Linked DNA regions of Homo sapiens: region 2 is linked to region 1. A link is a loop called in an ENCODE intact Hi-C map of the cell type or tissue named here. Cell type or tissue: PC-3. All regions are shown on one strand. Links, peaks and the distances in the headings refer to the core of each region. The heading gives the core; the rest is flanking DNA. Region 1 overlaps OSBPL9 (oxysterol binding protein like 9). Region 2 overlaps OSBPL9 (oxysterol binding protein like 9).

The links. Peaks named below come from ENCODE experiments on the same cell type or tissue, not always from the same donor. Only the 100,000 strongest peaks of a DNase experiment are listed, where the experiment ranks them.
Region 2: it touches region 1 in a loop (3-fold over the local background); 6 of 110 quality-filtered maps call a loop at or near these places.

The regions. Positions count from the first base shown.
Region 1 is chr1:51,622,165-51,631,795 of GRCh38, reverse strand. All of the region lies in intron 1 of OSBPL9 (oxysterol binding protein like 9), which reads right to left. LOC105378719 (a long non-coding RNA gene) reads left to right here and starts at 9,252. Exons shown (of 3, transcript XR_947339.4): 1 at 9,252-9,324. RefSeq lists enhancers at 9,163-9,302, 8,446-9,631. In PC-3, for the core only: a CTCF peak has its summit at 3,926; no DNase peak of the experiment used is centred there; H3K4me3 peaks cover 599 bases; H3K27ac peaks cover 3,375 bases.
Region 2 is chr1:51,685,559-51,695,189 of GRCh38, reverse strand. The region is part of intron 3 of OSBPL9 (oxysterol binding protein like 9); the gene reads right to left. Among named protein-coding and RNA genes, the nearest start is that of OSBPL9, 73 kb to the right of the region's middle. In PC-3, for the core only: no CTCF peak of the experiment used is centred there; DNase peaks (open chromatin) are centred at 4,089, 4,349 and 4,819; H3K4me3 peaks cover 829 bases; H3K27ac peaks cover 3,324 bases.

The DNA.
Region 1 (9,631 bases), core at 759-8,758:
GCAATTATTTCTAGGCTTAAGCCAAGCTAACTTTGGGAGACATTTATAGTTTAAATGATAATAATCCTTCCCCAAAACTCAACTGCCTTTGTAAATCTAATGAGAGAGACCACCAGGCTAGGAGATTAGAGGAGCCTGAATCCTGCTAAGGCATAGACATAAATGATTGTCAGCCATTATTCTGGACGTCACAATTACTTCTGCAGATAACATCACTATTGAAGAACCTAAGGTTGGTCTTTTTTTTTTCTTTTTGAGACAGGGTCTTGCTCTGTTGCCTAGGCTGGAATGCAGTGGCATGATCATAGCTCACTGTACCCTCGACCTGTTGGGCTCAAGCGATCTTCCTGCCTCAGCCTCCAAGTAGCTGGGGCCACAGGTACACTCCACCATGCTTGGCTAATTTTTTTAGTTTTTTGTAGAGATGGGGTCTCACTATGTTGCCCAGGATGGTCTCAAACTCCTGGGCTCAATGATCCTCCTGCTGCTACTTCCCAAAGCGCTGAGATTACAGGCATGCACCACCATGCCCAGCCAGATTGGCCTTTTTGAGATATCTTTTCAAGTTTTTTGCATGTCTGACAACTGATGGCTCCCACATGGACATGCCAGCTGCTCCTGTGGCCTCACCTAGAAGCAACTCAGCACAAGAGGACAGCTCCAACCCAACCAATCAGCACTCCCCATACTGTAGGCCCCAGCACACCAAACTATCTTTGAAAAATCCCTAACCTCAGAGTGAGGCCAGCCTCGTGTCAAACTTTCTTTACTGTAATGCCATGGTCTCCACAAACTGATTTTCTTTGCGCAGTGGGCAGAAAGAACCCATTGGGCAGTTGTATTTTTAACAAGAAAAAGCTTAAAATAAAAAACATAAAATAAGAAAACTTATAAATAGAAAAGAGCTTATAGAATAAGCATATAAAGAAAGAAAATACTTTTGTACAGCTGTACAATGTGCTTGTGTTTTAAACCCAAGTGTCAATACGAAGGAGTCAAAAAGTTAAAACAAAAATTAAAGGTGTTTTAAAAAAATTAAAAGTTTATCAAGTAAAGCACTACAGTAAGCTAAGGTTAATTTATTGAAGAAAGAAATTTTTTTTGTAAGTTTAGCGTTACCTAAATGTACAGTGTTTATAAAGTCTATGGTAGTGTATGGTAATGTCCCCGGCCTTCACATTCACTCACCACTCACTCTTTGACTCATCAGAACAACTTCCAGTCCTGCAAGCTTCATTCATGGTAAGTGCCCTATACAGGTGTACCATTTTTTATCTTTTATACCTATTTTTATTGTATCTTTTCTATGCTTAGATACATTTAGATACACAAATATTTACCATTATATTACAATTGCCTACAGTATTCAGTACAGTAATGTTGTAGTGCAGAAAACGACTAACCCAGAAAATATGGCACTTGGGCATGGTGCTTTTGAAAATTGAAAGGCCTTAGAAATAAAACTTAGGATCAAGGTCCCTCTAACCTTGTCTTGTTTCTCCCTGACCCAGCGCCGGGAGAGACTCTCTGGCATTTCCTTATCTGACCAAAAAAGCATCTTACCAAAAAAACCACAATTGTCTTCTATCCCCTTTCTGAAATCTCATTATCTATCACAGAAAAGAAGACTGAGAAATGCAACTACACCTGGATGGACTTTTCTGTCTCCTTGATTCATTCATTCCCCCCAGTAATCATTTAGTACCCTTTAAAAGAATTGTCTACACTCCCCATCTCCTCCGTCCCCTGTGAAAAAGGGTATATAAATTACTGTACTCCATTAGGGGGTTGGGGTAATCACTCCATAACTCCCCCTCCCCCATGCACATTAATAATTTTTTTTTTTTGAGATGGAATATGGCTCTGTCGCCCAGGCTGGAGTGCAGTGGCACAGTCTTGACTCACTGCAATCTCCAACTCCCAGTTTCAAGCAATTCTCCTGCCTCAGCCTCCCAAGTAGCTGGGACTACAGGCGCACACCACCACACCCAGCTAATTTTTGTATTTTTAGTAGAGACAGGGTTTCACCACGTTGGCCAGGCTGGTCTCAAACTCCTGATCTCAGGTGATCCACCCACCTCAGCCTCTCAAAGCACTGGGATTACAGGCATGAGCCACTGCACCGAGCCACATTAGTGAATTTGTATGCCTTTTCTCCTATGAATCTGCCTTTTGTCAGTTGCATTTCAGCGAACCTCCAAAGGCCAAGAAGTTTTCCCTTTGGCCTGCCCATACAGTTTCACACTGTACAGGGTGGCAGCCTACCACATGGACTAGGTATGTAGTAAACTATATGATCTAAGTTTGTGTAAGCCCACTTTATGACATCCACACAATGATAAAATCACCTAACAAATTTCTCAGAAGATATCTCCCCACACTCCTGCCCCATTGTTAAGCGACCCATGACTATATTTACTGAAAAGCCACTAAGTGCCAGGCACTGCTCTAGATGCTGGAGATAAAATGATGAAGATAAATAAAGTCTCTGTTCTAATGGAACTTACATTCTATTCATACAAGACAGAAACAGACAATAAGCAAGAGAAACAAAATAAAGCAATAACAATATATGCCATGAAAAATCAAACGAGATGATTATGATAGCAACTGAGGGTGAGAGGCCTACTTTAGATGGTTTGTTATAGAAAGGCTTCTCTGAGCAGTGACATATGAATGAAAACCTGTATAAGAAGTAATCAACCATGCTAGACCTGTCCAAGACAGAAAACATTCAGAGGCCCTGAGGCAAGAACAAGTTTGAAGAACTTCAAAGGAACAGAAGAAAAGCTCAAGTGAATAGAGAGTGTTAAGCTAAGGCCGGGCATGGTAGCTCAGGCCTGTAATCCCAGCACTTTGGGAGGCCGAGGAGGGTGGATCACTTGAGGTCAGGAGACCAGCCTGGCCAACATGGTGAAACCACGTCTGTACTAAAAATACAAAAATTAGCTGGACATGGTGGCACGCACCTGTAATCCCAGCTACCCAGGAGCCTGAGGCAGGAGAATTGCTGGAACCCAGCAGGCAGAGGCTGCAGTGGGCCGAGATCACGCCACTGCACTCCAGCCTGGGCAACAGAGCAAGGCTCCATCTCAAAAAAAAAAAAAAAAAGAAAAAAAGAAAGATAAATTGAAGCAGATCACAAAGTCATAGTAAAGTCATAATAAAAAATTTAGATATTTTTCTTTTTCTCTTTTCTTTTTTATTTTTTTGAGATGGAGTCTTGCTCTGTCGCCCAGGCTGGGGTGCAGTGGCGCAATCTCAGCTCCCTGCAACCTTCACCTCCCGGGTTCAAGCAATTCTCCCACCTCAGCCTCCCAACGTATTGAAATTACAGGCACGAGCCACTGCACCAGGCCAGCGTAGGAATTTTAACTTCCCAAAGCCAGATGACTGAGATCTTATTAAATAAAGATGAAGAAAAAATGTTATCTTTTGTTCATTTGCCTCTTGAAGAAATACAATACAAAATGGTACAATAACTTACACAGAAAAATCTTAAAATGCTTTTAGGTTGTAGAATATCATGTATAAAATGATTCCATTTATATAAAGTACACAGATGTGTATTTGTGCATAAAGAGTTGTTAGGAAAGCTATTCTCCAAAACACAGATAAGTAGGATTTCAGGTGTGACTTTTCTTCCTTCTACTGTATAGACCTTTCACTATAGTTTGACTCTTCTTTTAAAAATTTAGAGTAATACTGCAATAGTCCTTTCCAAAAAAAAAAAAAAATTGAGAGTAGGCCTTCATTAGTACAGTGGTAGAAAAATAATTAAGAGTACAATGTCATCTCTTCAAGAACAGTAAAACAATTTTTAAAGCTGTAAAAGAGTAACCAGTGTCATCAAATGCTATGGAGACAGTGCTAAGATTAAGAGCGAAAAAAGCACCCATTGGGTTTAGCAACAAAGCTATCACTGGGGACCTCTGCTGGAATTTTCAGTGAAATGTGGAGGTAAAAAAGAGTGCTGTCGAGTAAATGCAAGATGGACTAACAGAGACAGGCATTTCAATACACAAATGTATATTGAGGAAGACAGGTTAGGATGATATTTTCAAAAAAAAAACAGAATTAGGAGAGACATTTTTCAAAGTAGGAGAGATGAACATGTTAATACATTAATGAAAAAGTCAGTCCATCCTAAAATTCATATGTAAATTCAAAGGATCCAGAATAGCCAAAACTATCTTGAAAAAGAACAAAGAAAGTTAGAAGATTTACATTTCCCAATTTCAGAACTTACTACAAAGCTACAGTAATTGAGACAGTATAGTACAGGCGTAAGTACAGACAAATAAGTCAATGGAATAGAACTGACAGTCTAAATACAAATCTTCACATTTATGGTTAGTTAACTGCCAACAAGAATGCCAAAACAATTCAATGGAGAAAGAAGTCTTTCCAACAGATGATGCTCGGACAACTGGATATCCACATGCAAAAGAATAAAGGTGGACCCTTACCTCATTCCATATTAAAAAAAAAAACTAGCCAGGTGCAGTGGCTCACACATATAATCCCAGTACTTTGGGAGGCTGAGACAGAAGGATCATTTCAGCCCAGGAGCTGGAGAACAGTGTGAGCAACATGGCAAGACCCCATCCTCTACAAATAAAAAAAGTAGCCCACATGGTGGCACAAGCCTGTAGTCCCAGCTACTCAGGAGGCTGAGGTGGTAGGATCACTTGGCCTGGGAGTTTGAGGCTGCTATAAGCTATGATTGTGCCACTGCACTCCAGGATGGACAACAGAGAAAGACCTTGTCTCAAAATAAACAAACAAAAAAACCATGACCAACAACAAAAATGGATCAGACCTACCCATTATAGCTAAAATAAACAACTCTTAGAAGTAAACATAGATATGAAACTTTGTGACTTTAGATTAAGCAATGATTTCTCAGATACGACACCAAAAGCATAAGCAGCAGCAGAAGAACAAATAAACTGGACATCATCAAAATTAAAGATGGCCAGGTGTCATGGCTCACACTTGTAATCCCAGCACTTTGGAAGGCCAAAGCGGGAGTATCACTTGAGTCCAGGAGTTCAAGACTAGCCTGGGCAACACAGTGGGACCCTAACTCTACCAAAAAAAAAAAGCAAAACAAAAATTAGCTCGTGTGGTGGCACATGCCTGCAATCCCAACTACTCAGAAGACTGAGGCAGGAGGATTGCTTAAGCCTGGGAGGTCGAGGCTGCAGTGAGCTGTGATAGCACACTGTACTCCAGCCTGGGTGACAGAGTGAGATCTGGTTGTAAGGGGGAAAAAAAAGAATAAAAAGCAACAGGCTATCTAAAAATGTCTGTATAAAATGATTACAACTGTTTGTTATACTGCATAATAATAATAATAATATTCTTAAATAAGAAAAATCTGTAGTGAGGAAGAAGTTAAATAGAGAGAGGAGAGAAAGCAGATAGAGGAGAAAATCTATAGACTGAGATCCCCGAAAAGTTTGTGAGCAAATGGAATCCAGAACACAGGATTACCTCTTCTATGATAGGGAAAGGTAAAAGCAAGTATAAAGAGGAAAATAGATATATCAAAATAGGTGGGAGAACAAGGAGTTGAGAGTGTTCCCACCAAATGGACTATTGTCTCTGGTAAGCATGGCATCTCCTATGAGTGATGGAGGAAAGAAGAGGATTGAGAGACAAAAGATAGCTGCCAGAACGACAGATCACATTTTTATCCAGTGTATTTTCACCCAGCTGTGCCATAACAATACTAAGATAAAATACAAGAAATAAGTAGACAATCTTATCATGGGGCCTCAATGGAACAAAACTCCAAGAAATAGACAATCAACTTTTACAATAATTTTAACATTGTCATGTGAATAGAAAAAAATTAATTATGAATACCTGGAAATACTTTCCTTGAATATAATTCCATTTATATCATCCCATGTAACATGTAAACTTAACTTCTGCAAGTAAATTCCATTTTTAAAATAATCCTGGGCTGAATGCAGTGGCTCACAATTATAATCACAGCACTTTGGGAGGCCGAGGAGGGTGGATTGCTTAAGCTCAGGAGTTTGAGACCAGCCTGGCCAACATGGTGAAACCCCATCTCTACCAAAAATACAAAAAGTTAGCCAGTGTGGTGGCGCATGCCTATGGTCCCAGCTACTCAGGAGGCTGAGGTGAGGTGGGAGGATTTTGAGTCTTGGTGCTGGACGTTGCGGTGAGCCAAAATCATGCCACTGCACTCCAGCCTGGATGACAGAGCAGTACCCCATTAAAAAAAAAAAAAGAAGAAGAAGATAATCCTTTACAATTAAATAAATGAGAAGGAAACAATTGATTGGGGTGGCCATTTCTTTGTCTGTATTTCTCTATAAACAGTAAAAGAAATTCAATCCTTAATCTAAATCACTTGTACACTGTTCTAGTTTTGATCGGGATTACCTATTTGAAAATCTAATCCTTCCAACTGGCATGGTCTAGATTAGTTTAAAATAAATTAAATTACATTTTAAAAAAAGAAAATCTAATCATACAATTGCCACTTTTGGAGTGGCATATTTAAGAACAACTCTACATCTTTCTACAAATTATCACCATCAAGAAAACTGCTTGCAACAGAAGCAAGAATTGACTGCTTGTCTGCTACAACACAGGAAGCAAAGATGGCACACAGTTCCACAGGCTCTGGATGACTAAACAAAAAACCTCTGTTGTTAATATAAACCCAATCAGGTTTTACATAAACTGTGGAAACATACATATTTGCTATTAGTATATTCTGTAAAACTTACAAGGCTGTGTAAACAAGAATTCCAAACAGCCTTCTGCCTCACTCACCTATAATTCGAATTAGAAGGGCCATTCATATTCTATTCACAAGGAGAATAATATGCCTCATTGTCAGGCTTGAAGATTATTATGATGTTCAGTACTGCCATCATGGAGTTTACAAGCTTGCTGTACAGATAAAGAATGTACTAGAGATACATTTAGTTAATTGTAGCAGATGTAAGATGATTAATGCCCAAAAGAAGTATATGAGCTAGGCTCAGGAGTTTTAGAAAAGGGAAAAATCAAGACTGTCTAAAGTATTCAAGGAAAGTAAAAGATAAAAAATTTCCAAATAATTCTTCCCACTGATACTACTCACTATCTTAGAGAGTTTCTTTATGTCTTTTCAGGGTGTTTGGATTTATTTTTATTTTTATTTATTTATTTATTTATTTTTTGAGACAGAGTCTCACTCTGTCACCCAGGCTAGAGTGCAGTGGCGTGATCTCAGCTCACGGGTTTTGCCTTCCGGGTTCAAGCGATTCTCCTGCCTCAGCCTCCCAAGTAGCTGGGATTACAGAGGTGTACCACCATGCCCGGCTAATTTTTGTATTTTTAGTACAGACGGGGTTTTACCATGTTGGTCAGGCTTGTCTTGAACTCCTGACCTCAAGTGACCCACCTGCCTCGACTCCCAAAGTGCTGGGGGATTACAGGCATGAGCCACTGCACCCAGCCCATTTAGATTTAGATACAATTTTTCTTTTGTTCCTTTTATAATTCTAAAGCTACTCTATTAGATTTGGACTACTAAAATGTACCATATAGCCAGGCAAGGTGGCTCACACCTGTAATCTCAGCACTTTGGGAGGCTGAGGCAGGTGGATGATCTGAGGTCAGGAGTTCAAGATCAGCCTGGTCAACATGGTGAAACCTCGTCTCTACTAAAAATACAAAAATTAGCCAGGCCTGGTGGTGGGTGCCTTAATCCCAGCTACTCGGGTGGCTGAGACAGGAGAATTGCTTCTACCCAGGAGGTGGAGGTGGTAGTGAGTGGAGATCGTGCCACTGCACTCCAACCTGGGTGACAGAGCGAGACTCCGACAAAAAAAAAAAAGTACCATATATAAGCTCAATAAAAATCATATTTGATATATTCAAGAATGGTTTACTTAGAAAAGAATAAATTTGCTTTTAAATGTTTGATGGGAGTGGTGCTGATACCTTTCCAGGAGAATCTGAGACTACTTTTACATGTTTGCAAGAGAAATATATACATTTAAGCTATTCAAAAATCTAAAATCTAATAATTAGATGGTAGATTTTTTTATCATCTACTAAACATTGCTAAAGACTGCCAAATAACACTTAAATGTGTTTTGACTAGCAGTGGTTTTAAAATGCAAAGTCATTACAAGTCTCTTCCAGACAGTGTGTAACAGCAAAGAACATATGATTTCTCTAACGACTCCTTTTACAAGGAATATCTTGAGTAGCCCAGGTAACTTACTAATTCAGTTTCTAACCCTCTCTCCAAAAGCAATACAAATCAAGAAAGAGGGTTAAACATTTGTGGGTAATGACTAAACAAATCATATTTAGCTATTCCTTAGCTATTCCTTTTTCCAGTTCCCACTGTCATTGTCCTAAATCTTTACTATACTCCTTGCGTCCTGACTGTATCCTCATTTTTAACATTGACCTTGCTTCCCATCCCTACACCATTTAAGCATATTCCTATTTTAGAAACTGTTCCCCTCCATTCCACATTCCATGTCCTCTTTGCCCTTTCTACAATGAAACATCTTGAATAACCTCCATTCGCTTCATATATTTCCTGCCTCCTCTTTACTCTTCAAGCCACTCCAACCTGCATTCCATACCTACCACTCCATGGAAACTGCTCTGCCTAAGAACATCAATGATGTTCATCAATCCAATGGATATGCTTTAGATCTCATCTATTTAATCCTTTCAGCAGTATTCAAGCCAATTTACTACTTCCACCTTGCCATCCATGACTGCCACATTCTTCTAGTTTTTCTCTTACATCTCTGGCATCCCTTTTCACTCTCCTGTGCAAGCTTTTTTCCTCTGCCAATCCCTTAAATTGTGATTGTGGTGGTTTAAAATTTGTCCACAAATTCTTTTCAAAAGATAAAGCCTAATTTCCCTCCTCATGTCTGAAATTCCCATCCCCAGGAGCATGAGTGGAATTTAATGGCTTGTCTCTAATGAACAGAATAAGGCAGAAGTGGTGGTCTCTGACTAGGTCATAAAAGGGATTGAGGCTTCCTCTTTGCTCTCACTTGGATCACAGCCAGCTGCTCTGTCATGATGACACTTAAGCAGCTCAATGGAGAGGCTACCTGGTGAGGAATGAGGCCACCTTCCAACAGCCAGCAAGGAACTGCCACTTTCTGACAACAGCCATGTGAGTCATCGTGGAAGCTGATCTTCCTGCTCCAGTCAAGCCTTTCAGATGACTGCAGCACTGGCTAATATATTGACTACAACTTCATAAGAGACCCTGAGCCAGAACTCAAAGTTCTGACCCACGAAAACTATGAGGTAACAAACTGTTGTTTTAAATTGCTACATTTTGGAGTAATCTGTCATAACGCAATAGATAACTAAATCCAGTGGTATTTTCCAGAGTCCTATCCAAAGATCTCTATTCTACTCACTCTCTCAACTCTCCATATATGAAAAACTAATATTTATCTGCAGCCCAGATTTATTTTATGTTTTACTGACTGATAAGAGGATATGCAGCCCAGATTTTTGTCCCAAGCTCCAGACTGTAACACATCTTTATGTCAATTTCAACATGCCCCAAAGCAACCACTTCTCTCCCCCAACCTGTTCTTCCTATCTT
Region 2 (9,631 bases), core at 482-8,481, 64 kb before region 1:
CTTGAAGAAAAGCAGTAAACATCATCAAATTTTGACCCTCGAGTAAATATTTAATACATAGTCTCTGTGACAAATGGGAAGCACATATAAAGTACTTCTGCTACACACTAAAGTATAACGGTTATCTCAAGGAAAAGCATTTGTGCAAATGTCTGAGTTGGGAACTAATGGGCACTTTGTTAACAGAATATCATTTTTACTACAAAGAACAAATGACAAACTAAATTATTCACTCTCGGGTGTTTGGCAAACATTTCCCCGAAAATGAATGAAGTGAGTTTGTCATTTCAGGAAAAATTGACAACATTTATTGCCAATTATAAAATTCAAGCTTGTAGGCAAACATTAGAATTTTGGAAAACATGTATTCACCAGCCACCACGACCTTGACAGATTCTGAAAACTTAAAGCCTTTTCTGATTAGTTTGGAGCAATATCAACAAATGTAATTTTTTTATGTCATAAAATGAAATGTGTCAATATTTGGAAGATCCATATAATTCAGTAAACCGATTTGATTTTCAAATAACCAACGCATGATGTTACAAACTCATACAAAGCATAAAAGATCTATTCAAAGTGCCACACAAACCAATGGATTTTAATGTAATAAAAATATTTTCATATAACGTCATTAATACAATTTCAGATTTCACATTGCAACTAAACTTTAAGTAACTATCACTTAAATTTTGGTGAGTATCAAAGAATATTCGCAGTTATCTAAAAAGGCTATTAAAATATTCCTCCCTTTTCTAACCACGTATCTGTTGAGGCTACATTTTCATATACTTCAATCCGAACAACTCATCATAATAGATTGAATGCATAAGCAGATATGAGAATCCAGCTGTCTTCTATTAAGTCAGACGTTAAAGAGAATTGCAAAAATCTAACATGATGCCATTCTTCTCACTATTTGTTTGGGAAAATTATTATTTTCTCATTAATGTTAGTATAATGGGTTTCTTGTGGCTATTTTTAAATAAATAAGTACATGTTTTCAAAATCCCTCAGTTTTAATTTCTAAACTGGCAAATTAATAAATATAACCCACATAAAGAAAAGCTGTTTAAAGTCCTTAAATAACATTAAAAAGTGTACAAGGATCCTCAGACCAAAAAGTCTGGGAACTGCTGGTATATAATACATGTGATATCTTACTTGATTGCTTCCTCCAACAGAATGTAAGCTCCTAGAAAGCAGAAGCTTGACAGCCTTATTCATGGCTGTATCTCTGGCATTTTCCAAAATGCCTTGCACATTTTAGTGTCTTGCTCATTATGTATCTGTGGGTAGTTACACTACGAATAGCAGCATGGATGCTGAATACAAATATTCCACTTAGATAATCAGATGGTTCAAAATGCAACTGACTATAGTTTGGAACAAGTTGGGACATGCTGAGTAGTCAGATGGTATATATATTTTTTAGAATTAAAATCAGCTCACATTAATTCAACCTAAGATGGTATTTTTTAAAAAGGTAAAAAGAGGTGAGGAGAGAGAATGACCAATTCACATGACTGAGATTAAAGTAATCTAAGCCTATGCTTTGATATCCACGAAGTCTGAGTCATTATTTAAATAAACTGCTATCATATTAAGAACAGAGGTGAGATCACATTAGAAAGATCTGTGTGCCTTACTACGCCTCCTATATGCTTCTGTCAAAGCATCTACAACACTATAATGCTCTAATTTGTTTACATTTTTTTCCCTTCCCTCGCTCAGCTATCCCTGAGGTTTGGGATAAAATCTGATCTATATTTTCTTCTTTTCTTTTCTCTCTCTCTCTCTTTTTTTTTTTTTAAAGACAGTCTTAAAAAAGATTCTGTTGCCCAGGCTGGAATGCAGTGATACTAACATGGCTCGCAGCAGCCTTGACCTCCTGGGCTCAAGCGACCCTCCTGCTTCAGCCTCCTAAGTGGCTGAGACCACAGCTAAGTGCCATGCCAGGCTAATTTTTTTTATTTTTTGTAGAAACAGGGTCTCGGTATGTTACCCAGGCTGGTCTTGACATCCTGGGCTCAACCTATCCTCCTACCTCTCAAAGTGTTGGAATTACAGGGGTGAGCCATCACACTCAGGCTGATCCATATTTTCTTAATTTTCAGAGCCTGACATTTTCTTAGCAACTAATTGGTAGTCATAATTATAGGACAAGTGATAATTTGTCACCTTTTCAGATGCTATCTTCTCAATGAACTCTTCTAAACAGCATAGACTAAAACCTGGCCCCCTAACCGAGCATTCTCAATTCCCATTATCCTGCACTATCTTTTTCTTTTCTCTATTGTACTTATCCCTTCTAACATATACAGTCATGGACTGCAATGACATTTAGTCAAAGACAGACTGCAGGCGGGGTGCAGTGGCTCACTCCTGTAATCCCATCACTTTGGGAGGGTAAGGTAGGAGGATTGCTAAGCCCAGGAGATCAAGGCTGCAGTGAGCCATGATCATGCCACTGTACTCCAGCCTGAGTGACATAGCAAGAACCTGGAAAAAAAAAAAAAAAGAAGAAAGAAAGGAAGGGAGGGAGGGAGGGCAAGGAAGGAAGGAAGGAAGGAGAGAGAGAAAGGAAAAGGAAGAAAAGGAGGGAGGGAGGGATTGCATATATGACAGTGGTCCTGTAAGATTGTAATTCCTATCACCTAGTGACATAGCCACCCTGATGCTGTCCTAACTTTGCAGGGCGTTTGTGGCAATGCTGGTGTAAACAAATCTACTGCTCTGCCAGTCATAAAAAAGTATGGCATGTACAGACATGTATGGTTATAATGCTTGATAATGATAATAAATGACAATGTGACTGGTTTATGTATTTACTATACTATACTTTTTAACATTATTTTACTTTATACTTATTTATTTCAGACGAGGTCTTACTCTGTTGCCCAGGTTAGAGTGCAGTGGCACAATCAGAGCTCACTGCAGCAGCCCTGACCTCCCAGGCTCAAGCGATTCTCTCACCTCAGCCTTCTTAGTAGCTGAGAATACAAGGTGCATGCTACCACGCCTGGCTAATATTTAAAAATTATTTGTAGACACAGGGTCTCGCTATGTTGCCCAGGCTGATCTCAAACTCGTGGACTCAAGCAATCCTCCTGCCTGGCCTCCCAAAGTGCTGGGATTGTAAGTGTGAGCCACTGCACTCAGCCTTTTTATCTTTATTTTAGAGTGTATGCCTTCTATTTATTTATTTTTTAAAGCTGTAAAACAGCCTCAGGCAGGTCCTTCAGGAGGTATTCCAGAAGAAGGTATTGTTATCATAGGAGATGATAGCTCTATGCCTGTTATTGCCCCTGAAAACCTTCCAGCGGGACAAGATGTGGAGGCAGAAGACAGTGATATTAAAGTTCCTGACCCTGTGTAGGCCTAGGATCATGTGTGTGTTTGTATCTTCATTTAAAAAAAAACAAACTTTAAAACATAAAAAAAAATCTTAAATAGAAAAAAGCTTAGAGAATAAGGATATAAAGAAAATATTTTTATAACTATACAATATGTTTGTGTTTTAAGCTAAGTATTATTACAAAAGAGACATGAAGTTAAAAAAATTAAAAAGCTTATCCAGTAAAAAAAGTTACAGCAAGCTAATGGCTGGGTGCGGTGGCTCAAGCCTGTAATCCCAGCACTTTGGGAGGCCGAGGCAGGTGGATCACAAGGTCAGGCGTTCGAGACCAGCCTTAGGTGTACATTAGGCTAGTGAAACCCCGTGTCTACTAAAAATACAAAAACTAGCCGGGCATGGTGGCGCTCGCCTGTAATCCCAGTTACTCAAGAGGCTGAGGCAGGAGAATCGCTTGAACCCAGGAGTCAGAGGTTGCAGTGAGCCGAGATCATGCCACCACACTCCAGCCTGGGCGACAGAGTGAGACTCCATCTCAAAAAAAAAAAAAAAAAAAAAAAAGTTACAGCAAGCTAAGGTTAGTTTATTATTGAAGAAAGAAAAAATTTTTAAATAAATCTAGTGTAACCTAAGTGTACAGTGTTTATAAAATCTACAGTGGTACACAGTAATGTCCAAGGCCTTCACATTCACTCACCACTCACTTACTGACTCACCCAGAGCAACTTCCAATCCTGCAAGCTCCGTTCATGGTAAGTGCCCTATACAGGCATACCATTTTTTATCTTTTATGCTATATTTTTACTGTATCTTTTCTATGTTTAAATACACAGATACTTATCATTGTGTTACAACTATCTACAGTATTTACTTCAGTAATACTCTACAGGCTTGTAGCCTAGGAACAATAGGCTATCTCATGTAGCTTAGGTGTACATTAGGCTATCCCATCTAGGTTTGTGTAAGTACACACTGTGATGTTGGCACAATGATGAAACTGTCTAATGACGCATTTCCCAGAACCGATCACCATCATTAAGCAACACATGATTGTATACTTATTCATGTTTATTTCTCCCTCCTGCTTCTGAAATATAAGCTCTACAAAGGCAGGGATCTTTATCTGTTTTATATATTGATGTATCCCAAGCCCCTAGAATAATGCCACCCATATAGGTGCTCAATAAATATTTGCTGAATGAGGAATGATGATCCACTAATTTATTATTCAGTGCAGGGTTCCATTATTATATTTAGAGACTAAAATTAGATTTCCTAAGAAATCTTTATTTTTGCTTAATGATCCTTTTAAAGCTGCCACAATTGGATCTTTCAACAATTTATGAATAGTTTTAGCTGAAGTCTCCAAAACTGTCAGATAAAATGCAGGCAAATATTTACACAAGTGTTCCTCCCCCACAACTTCCACTTCGACAATATGAGGCAATGCTGTGAGTCTCTGGAACAAAGTCAGCACTGTAGTGGGCAACCAGGTATCAGTGATTCACTCAAAGCAGACAATGAAAACCAAATGTAGATTAATGGGTTCTTTTCAGTTCATTCTAAAATCACATGCTTCTTAGTTAAATTATTACTAGTCAATGGAAAGCCTCACCAAATTTATCTGTAAATATATCCTAAAAAATGTAGCTCCTACAGTAAATATTTCCTATTTTAACTCTAGGCTTCAGAGAAGGCCTAATCTTAGGTCATTATTTCTTAATTTTGAAATCTAGAAAAATCAGGATTTGAGTTTTTAATCTTTAAGATACATTAATATAATACCGAAAGGACTACAAAAATGTTAGAAATAGGATGGTTTTAGAGAATTCACTCAAATGTCAATAAGGAGGTTGCTTTGGCAGAAAAGAATCCAGAAAAAGGGAGAACAGGAAGCTTAAAAAGCTATAGAAAGAATGAACCTGGGTCATGTCATTGACAGGAGATAAAGAAAAGATGGAATCCAATGGACATGGTAACTCATCAGATACAGAGAGGAATGTAGGGAATGTAGACTTAGGGAAACAGAAGGCTTCAAATTTGGCTAATTGGGTAAATGAAGTGCTGTTTTATAACATAGAGAAAACAGGAAGAAAATCAGATTAGGAGGTGGTAGGTTACCAAAATTTTATTTGGGGCTGGAAGAGTCTCAGACTCAACTAATCCTGAAATTTGGTAAACTTGACCTCTGCAAGAATCTTATTAAAAGAGGTTTTATTGAATATTAACCTTCCTTCTCCAGGGAAAGCCAAAATGTAAAATATATCTTTAACATATTCTGGGGAAGAAAAGAGAAAGAAGAATGACAGGAGGTAATTAGAAGAAGCTAAAGCTAAATCTCAATTCATGAGGGAAAATATAGAACTTCAAAAATACCTGCCCATTGATTACCAAGGCTAAGAGTTTCAGAAAGGAAGAATATTACACATCATTCAACTTTTGAGTAAGTCAATGAAAGGAAAGAAAGAAAAAAAAATGCCTGTTAGAAAATTCAGGAAAGAAACTAAAGCAAGGCCAAAAATATAAATCTATAGGAAAAAAGAATTTGCTACTGAATTCTTTTGTTGGCTTCCAAGGCAAGCAAAGCCAAAACAGATGTGGCCTAACAGAGTAACAGAACCACATTATAAGAAATTACCATGACTGATTTATGTTACTATAAATAAAATGTTTAGAGAATTTTCTGAAAACAGATGTTATTCCTTACACATTGCAGGTAAGGAAGCCCTTTAGACTTAAAAAGAATATGCAAATATTTCTTCAGGGTATAAGGTAGAGTGAAGGTATTTCTGCATTATAATCTTATAATATTCCTGGTAAACAACCTTTCTGAAGGCTTCACTCTTTGCCCTCAGTAGCTTTCCAAGGACTTCTGCTCAGGGCAAAGAACTAGCAGTAAGCTACTTCCTCCCTTCTCTATATTTAGCATAAGCTGTTAATATAATATCTTCACCTTTCTTTCAGAGAGCATATAGTCCTAGACCAAGGCTGCAATATAAACTCAGACATAATCCAAGTACACTCCACAAGCTTTAACTCCATCTCATAAAACACAATCTATATATAGTAAAATGTCACTGATTCAGCCCTCCCTACATTTAGGACTTACAATGATTTATACCAAATCACTATGCTTAAATCAAATTCATTAAGTACAAAATGTAAAAACTTTTTTAAAATTCTTTTAAAAAATTTTTTTAGTTTATTTTTATTTTTTAGAGACAGGATCTTGCTCTGTTGCCCAGGCTGGTGTGCACTGACACAATCATAGCTCACAGCAGCCTCGAACTCCTAGATTCAAGTGATCCTCCCACCTCAGCCTCCCAAGTAGCTAGGATTATAGATGCATAACACCATGCCCTGGTAATTTCAAAAGGATCTCGCCTCTTTGCTTAGGCTGGTCTTGAACTCCTGGGCTTGAGCAATCCTCCTGACTCAAACTCCCATAGTATTGAGATTACAGGCATAGGCTACCATGCCTGGCCCAAGAAATTCTTGATGACATGCCAAAAAATATATATTAGACAACAATGTTAAACTTAGTTCTAGTTTCTATATATAAAGCTAGAAAAGGTATTTCTTTTCAGATAGGCTATGGCTCAGATTCACTTCTCTCTACCATGAACCAACCTGTCCACATTGCTAAAATTCAACTGCACATTGCATTTATGGCATTACCCTGATTTATCTCATTAGTTGAAAATGTAAATTCCTCAAAAGTTTTGTAAGCTACCTAAAAACTCCCACAGAGAGAACATGGTCAAGCGTCAATTTTTATACTTCGAATAGTCATGTTCCATTCATAGTCCATCCATTGACAATCAGGATGTACCCTGTGTAAGTAAAAGCAACCACCGTTACTGCCTTGGTTCAAACCTTCACCATCTCTCACCAGAGCCTCTGCAGTAAGCTCCACACTAGGCTCCTTGTCTCCAATCTCACTTCTCTTCACTCTGGTTCCTAGTGTTCCCTCTGAGCCACAAATGTGACGAGGAGGCTTCCCTGACTAAAATTGCCCTTTCCTAATTTACAGAAAAGGTGTTTTAACCTATCATTCTGGTGTATGAGATCTTTGATGATCTATCTAGTTCCAGCTCAACTCAAGCCTCCTTCTCCTCACCTCCCGTGTATTCTAAAATATAGGACACTTCTTACATTTCTCAAACAGGTCATCCTTTTCCACACTTCCAAGCTTGTGCATACACGGTTCCCTTTGCTTAGAATGTGCTGCCCCTTTCTCTGCAGGTTGCTAAGTGATCCTTCTTTCCACTTCCAGCCTTGCCAATCTCCACCTCTATTTCATCCTTCAAAACCCACATCAAACATTATCTCTTCTGTGAAGCTTTTCCTTGCCTCTACTAGTTTTCTCTTCAACATTTCCATAGGTCTCTATGGCACTTATGTTGTACTGTAATTATTTGTTCCAAATTACATACTATGCATAAGTTATTTTGCATCCTGTGCTTAAGTTTCCTTATAGTTATCTTTTGGGTTGTTAAAAGAATTAAATGAGAAGATGTACTTAAGCCTTTGGTACAGTTCCTGCTGTACCAGCTGCTATGCTCATCAGTCATTCCTCCTATCAAACTGAGACCCCCTGAATAGCACTCCATCAGTTCTGTATCCCTTGTGCCATCCTCAGTGTGTGGGATTTTCAATTTTGGGTTATCACTAAGCCAAACCCTAGACTAGAAAAAGGAGAAATGGGGAATCCCAGAAACAGCAGCAGCATTATCACAAGTAAATTCATACAGAGTAACAGCAGCAGCTAAGGTGTTTCGAGCCCTGCTATTTGCCAGGCACCATGTTGAGTATTTATATGCATTTCTCTAATCTCACAACACTTATAGAGTCAGCATTGGCATCCTTATTTTACTGGTAACCTCATGCTCTACATTCAGTCTTCTTTGGAAAGCAGGACTTCTGCAAAGAAGGAGTAAATATGAGAAAACATATTGGTTTGTTTCCTTCAACAATCTGGGAATACTCCCTCAGTTGACACAGTAAGAGAACTGTGTGTTAGAACAGGATTAAAATTAAATTGGGTACAGGTTAATGTTTGACTCCCTGACCCTTAAATCCATACGGGGAGCATCCCTAGGCCTTTCTCTGGCCAGGTTTCCAAACCTCCCACACACCTGGTAACAGACTTGATCATCTTATGCCTCATGCCATGACTCAAGCCCATCTTTTCCAACCAATGCCCCAGTTCCTTTGCCTCAGCTGGGTCCCTGCCCAGTGACAAGCATCAACATGGATATACACTAAGCACAGGAGAAACGTGACAACCAAAACCACCTGACAGCATGAAAACATTGCTAATACAGTCAGTGTAGGAAGGATGCTATGCTGTTTAGGAGAGAGAACAGCAGTGAAGCTAGAGCTGCAAAGAGGTTAAGCCATGGTAAAAGAGACAGACATGAGTATAGCCAAGAGTAACAAGGAAGGAAAGGCATGAACAAGCAGCACCATGTGATGAAAAGAGCATAGGTTTGAATCCAGGCTCTGCCACTTCCTACATGTGTGACATGGAATAAAAACTTACACAAGCCTCAGTTTCCTTATCTATAAAATGAGAATAAAAATACCTACTTTTTAAGTATGTGTGAGGTACCTAGGAGAATTATACTCCCTGCACGTTAACTGAACCCGAAGTAAGCATTTGCATCCTCTGCACCCCATTTTTATGCACCAGAGGCTCACTTCTATATCATAATAATCTTCTCCAGAAAAAATTTACAATCATCCCCTCCAAGAAAAATTCCCACTGACACCCATCTCCACTTGATTTAAATCATCCATATTCAAGGACCAGTTCAATTTTCTTTTATTTGATCCCCTGATTCCTCCCACTGGGCAGTTACCTAAAGCAGAGGTCCCCTGGCAAAGATAGAGACTTTCTTATATTTATTTGAACTCGATTTCTTTTTTCCTGGGTATTCAAACTCTCTTATGGTCCCAAATTTAATATTAAGAAAATCTAATGATAAAATTTAACTTTAATCTATACGCTGTATCAGTGTTACATGTGGAATACATTAATGAAAGCACCATGATCCTAAGAATGAATGCCTTGTAGAGGTCTTTTGTAAGAGGTTAATGGAGGAGGTTCAAAAGACAAAGATAATCATAGTAGGGGCCGGGTGCAGTGAATCACGCCTGTAATCCCGGCACTTTGGGAGGCCAAGGCGGGCAGATAACTTGAGGTCAGGAGTTCGAGACCAGCCTGGCCAACATGGCAAAACCTCGTCTCTACAAAAAAATTAGACGGTGTGG